2 separate regions of the Homo sapiens genome follow, and region 1 is linked to region 2. Evidence: chromatin loops called from intact Hi-C (ENCODE). Cell type or tissue: heart right ventricle. All regions are shown on one strand.

Region 1 (2,500 bases), 47 kb after region 2:
CGGCTGCAACGTAGACCTGGAAAAGACCAGGAAAACAGACTCCCTGCAGCTCAGCTTCCCCCTTCCCAATGCTGCCTAAAACGCAGAGGCAAGAGGTGCCTGCTCTCATTCTGCCTCACTCTGCCAGTTCACGGCCCAGTGCACCACCCCCCAACCCGGCAGTGCCAGACGTGCCCGTCAACAGGCTGGGGTTCCCTCCCTGGACTGCTGCGTCTCCCGTCTGAGCCAGGGATGGAGCAGTGCCCTTTGTTTTACCGGAGCTCCTTGGTCTTCTCCAGCATCTGAGCAGCCGCGATTACATTTCCAGCCGGTTTTTAATTGTCTCGTATCAGCCCACATAAATCTGCCTGTGCGGCTCCGCCACCAGGGAAGCATTCCAACTGCCCGTCTGTCTCCAGGAAACCTCTCGTGCCCCGGGACAGTTGCCTTCTGAGGCATTGGGTGGTCTCTCCAAATGAGAAAAACATTTCTTTCCAATCACATTTCTAACATCTTGTTAATTTGAATTATTTAACAATATTTTTGCAAAAGCCATCTGGGAATGAGTTGGTTGGCGACTTGGGAGAAGGCATAGAGGGTGCTGCAGGGAAGGCCACGAGGACAGCTGCAGACGTCACATCTGCTATCAGTGAAAGGGTGGCTGCATGGAGAGGAAGGCTGTGATCAGGAGCCCGGGGATTACAGCCTGAATCCCACCATTCCTACCAGCCAGGAGGTCACCAGTGAGTCACTTCCCGTCTCAGCCTCTGAGCCCTGAGGCCCAGATTTGCAATGGCAGTGGAAGCTCTTGTAAACTCTGAGAGGCTGCACAGATGCAGGTAGGGTGGTTTGCAGAGCCTTTGTGCTGTAGGGGCTTATTTTACTGATAGCTGGGTAAGCGATACAAAGGCCCCACAGGAAACATGATTGGCCCTTACCTAGAGGCATTCGGTGGGGCTTGAAGCAGCTAACTTCACGTGGTAAAATCCCAGTGTTAAGGCAGGGCCTGACTGTTCCCCAGACTTTTGGGGAGTCAGAGCCCAAAGGGAGTTGAATCATCCAGGTCAAGACCCTGGTGGGGTCAACTGAGGCACAGGAAGGCAAGAGGACCTTCCTGAGGTCCTCTGGAAGGCTGCTGGTAGAGCCCCCAGAAGTCCCAGCTCCCACCCCAGGGTTATCACCCTTTGGAGCCCCGTAAGCACTGTATATTCTTCTCTCATTTTCTCCACAGACATTGTCAGTCCTTGAGGCAGATTTATAAAATCAGATGTCAAATTTTATAGCCCTTGTCTTCGCTCCCGCAGTTCAAATGCTAGGGCTATAAAATGAGGTTTTGTTGTGTATGCGGCACACTCGCACGCAGGCGCCCTTGCCCTCTGTTGGAGCAGAGGCTGTTCCATCCGCGGGTCTATGTCTTTCACCTGCTCTTCTCTAGGAAGCTCCCCTGTGAGCAGCCTCCATCCTCCTTCCAGCACGAGTGTTTGCCACTTTTAATAATGCTTTGCTTTTTTTTTTTTTCTTATCTTTTTAAAGATTATTTCACCCAAGAGGAATATCAGAAACAATTGGGTTTGGCAAAGCTAGCTTATTCCAAATGCTTTAATTAAAACCATTTTTTAATTTTAATTTTATTTTTGCCATTTCTTTTGGAAAATCCACACTCTGCTTATGGCCTCAGGCAGCTTGGAGATCACCCTGCCACGTTTTAAGCACAGGCTTTCAGGGCGGAGCTTATAGACAAGTCAGCAGCATGGCTTTCACCACTGAGCTCTTATCGTGCCCTGGGCTGTCAGCTGGGTGAGGAGACAAAGACATGTCAGCCTCTGAGCTCACAGTCCAGACAAGGAGACAGGACAGTAGGGAAGTACTGTGATGTACAGAGGTGTGGCAGAAGACAAAGCGAGGGAGAAAGAAAGTAAGTCTGACTAGGGGCATCTTGGAAGTCTTCCTGGAGGAGGGGCCAGTTGAGGAGGACTTCAGATGTTAAGATGTTTGAGAGGAGAAAACTGGGGAAGTTATGGGGAAGCAACAGGACATTTAAGCAACAAGGACATTTAAGTTGGAGATTAGAGGAAAGGCCGTATGCAGTGTCCTTCCTCCCTAAGGTCCCAACTTGGCTAGGGTAGCTGGCTGTTCAGTTTTCCCTTGGAAGTGACAGAGCCTCTCTCTGTTTTGTAAAATGTCACCCAGTTTTTGTTTCCAGTTTGAGGTGCATAAAATGTTACAGCTCTTCTAGAATTTGTCTAGCAGATTTTCCAGTTTTTACTAGAAACCCCCCAGGAAAAAAATCTAGGTACATAAACCCTGGGACCTTGCTTTCTAAATTTGCCATCTAACATCTGATTTTGACCCTCAGGGTTGTAGTGTGAAATGATTTGTCATCTGCTAGGAACCTTTCTTGGCTGAGCGTTCTTTGGGAATGTGTCTTTTGGTCTCAACACCCCAGAGGGCCTGGCACATGATAGGTACTCAGGAAACGTTTGGAGATTATATTTGGGAGAAAAGTAATCACAACATGCAA
Region 2 (2,500 bases):
AATGCCACATCCTCCCTGAAGTTTTACTGAATCCTAGGGCTAGATTTCCTTTCTGCCTCCATCAAGCTGCTGGTACATACACCACTCTAGGACGCTGGGAGCCAGGCAGAACTAGGCTTGTCCTGGCTTAGCCTCTGCTCCTGTCTGAACCTCAGTTTCTGAATTATAAAATGCAGTATAACTCTTGCCTCTCTGTTTTGAGGATGAGGAGTAATTTACTCCCAGTGCCCAGGACACAGGACAGTGCCTGGCGCAGGCAGGCGCTCACTGCTGTCCAACTCAGCGCTTACAGACGGTGGTGTCCCGATTCTCCTGCTAAGCCATGAGTTCCCTAGGAGGCAGGACCCTCATCTAATGCATCTAGTGCTCAGCATCTGGCCTCAGGTCTAATGTGGCACATAGTAGGGGTTCAGTGGGTATTCGAGGAAGAAAAACAGGCACCCCACTTGCCTATGAAGTTGGATGTTGCAGTCGGCGAGGATTTAGAAAGCAGTCTCCTAAGTAGACATGGCTCCTTTAAAGGGAGGCCCACTCGCCCCCTGCTTTTGGCCCCCAGAGCAGCAAGCTCGCCTCAGTGAGTCTCCACGGGGGATGGCGCCAGAACGCAGGCCTGCAGCGGCTTAGAGGCCTCCGCACGCAAAGGCAGTCACTGGAAGATGCAGAGTGATGGTAGGGCTAATGGACACTGTGGATCATTGCAGAGCTGCACGGCAAGGTCCACGTGGCCTTTTTACTCACAATGAAAGCAATTGGTCGTCATCAGGTTTGCAGGCTTTGTCTCTCTTCGAGTACTTCAGGCCAGAGGGGCTCATGAGAAGACCCTGTCCTTGTACAGACAACCAAGGGAAGGGAGCAAACCCAGGCACCCTGACTCCAGACTTGGGCCTTTCCCTTGCCCTCAGGCTGAGCATAAAAGATCAGGCAGTACAGGTTCAGCCAGGCAGCCATAGGCCCTGCTCTGCTCCTAAGGTGACCATTGTTGTCCCACAGCCCTGCTTCCGCAGAGCCCACCCTCTGTTGGTTGGGTGTTTCTGTGCATGCCTGGAAAAGAGATGACAGAAGAACTCCAATTAGTCAGTCTCCTGGCTCCTAGACAGCTCCGGAAACTAGACTAGATAGATGAGGAGGAGGTGGGGCCTCCTGCCGTGTGACGGTTGGGGTGGCTCCAGCTCCGTCTCTGAGCTGCCCTGCCCTGCCTTGCCCTTGCCGTCCTGCAGCCCTGCTCTTCCATGCCACTCACCCTCAGCCTCTGAGGGACCCCTGAATTCAGACGTTGAAGCACCCTGGTTAGGGGGAGGATTCTTCTCCAGCAGACGTTTGAATGGTTTAGATGGGGGTAAAGTCACCTCCCTTTTGATGTGGCACCTGGAACTTGGCTGGTTTTGCGGCGTGTCTAATTAGGAAGAACCGCCTGGCACTCCCGCAGAGCTCATCGCTCACTCCGTGGTGCCAGGTGTGCTTTTAACACCTCAGGGACCTGACTGCAATAGACGCCCTGGCCCCAGAAGACCAAAAACAAGACAGACTGATTTAAAAAAAAAATGTCAGAAAGTGTCTGGAAAAGGCCAGGAGAGCCCTGGTCCAGGAGTTAAGGAGCCTGGGGCCTAGTCCCTGTGACTTTCTTCCCTTCCCCTGACCTCAGTTTCCCCATCTATAAAATGGGGTGACTAGACATACATGAGACCTTCCCTGTGTGTTTCACGTTACGTACAAGAGCTGACCTAGAGTATGGCTCCTATGTGGGGGTGTCAGATTATCAAAGTGGCACTGGCCTCGGGAGTTGTGGACCCAGAAATGGCAACAGGCTCAAAGGTTGGTATTGGGACCCTCCCGTTCCCAGTGCATTTTTGGCCTGTGAGGCTTCAGTCAGCAGGCCTTCTGTGGCTCTGTGGGCAAAGACAGCCTTGGAGGAGGAAGAGTCTTGGAGATGGGGCTCCAAGGAAGCCCCCAGGAGTGGTCGTTGAAATGGCAATATTCACAAAACGCCTTCTGTGCACCAGGCACTGTTCGAAACACTTGACGTATATGGATTCATTTAATCCTCGTAACATCCTTCCTCCAGTGGGTGCCGTTTTCTCCCCTCTAGAGATGAAGAAACTGAGGTAACTTGCCCCAGGTCACCTGTTGGAGCCAGGATTCAGACTAAGCACTCTAGTGGGATCGGTGTTTTCACCCAGCACACAGTGCTGCTATGCCTGTCGGTTCACCTGGACCCAGGGCTTTGCCTCCCTCCAGGTGGTTGGCGAGGGGCAGCCCCGCTAAGTGGCAAGTGCATCATTCCAGTAATGCAGCCCTTCCTGACACCGCTGGGGCCCTGAGCCTAATCTACCTGCAACCCTGGCGTCTCGGGCACGGATCCCCGGTGGCTGCAAAGCCATGTGAGAGAGATCAGATGGCATGCCTACCACTGGCAGAATAGAGGTTTCCTGGGTTGAGAGGTAGTGGCAGGGCCTGGGAGTGGAGAGCCATACAACTCTACCTAGCTTGCTACCCCATGATT

What was found. Peaks named below come from ENCODE experiments on the same cell type or tissue, not always from the same donor. Only the 100,000 strongest peaks of a DNase experiment are listed, where the experiment ranks them.
Region 1: a loop joins it to region 2, with 6 times the contacts of the local background. A loop is called at or near these places in 21 of 110 quality-filtered maps.

Annotation. Positions count from the first base shown.
Region 1 is chr9:37,936,464-37,938,963 of GRCh38, reverse strand. The region is part of intron 5 of SHB (SH2 domain containing adaptor protein B); the gene reads left to right. It also overlaps the pseudogene RNU7-124P. Among named protein-coding and RNA genes, the nearest start is that of SLC25A51, 34 kb to the right of the region's middle. In heart right ventricle, no CTCF peak of the experiment used is centred here; no DNase peak of the experiment used is centred here; H3K4me3 peaks cover 770 bases; H3K27ac peaks cover 2,500 bases.
Region 2 is chr9:37,983,621-37,986,120 of GRCh38, reverse strand. All of the region lies in intron 2 of SHB (SH2 domain containing adaptor protein B), which reads left to right. Among named protein-coding and RNA genes, the nearest start is that of SLC25A51, 81 kb to the right of the region's middle. In heart right ventricle, a CTCF peak has its summit at 1,015 (motif pointing left); a DNase peak (open chromatin) is centred at 1,147; H3K27ac peaks cover 1,975 bases.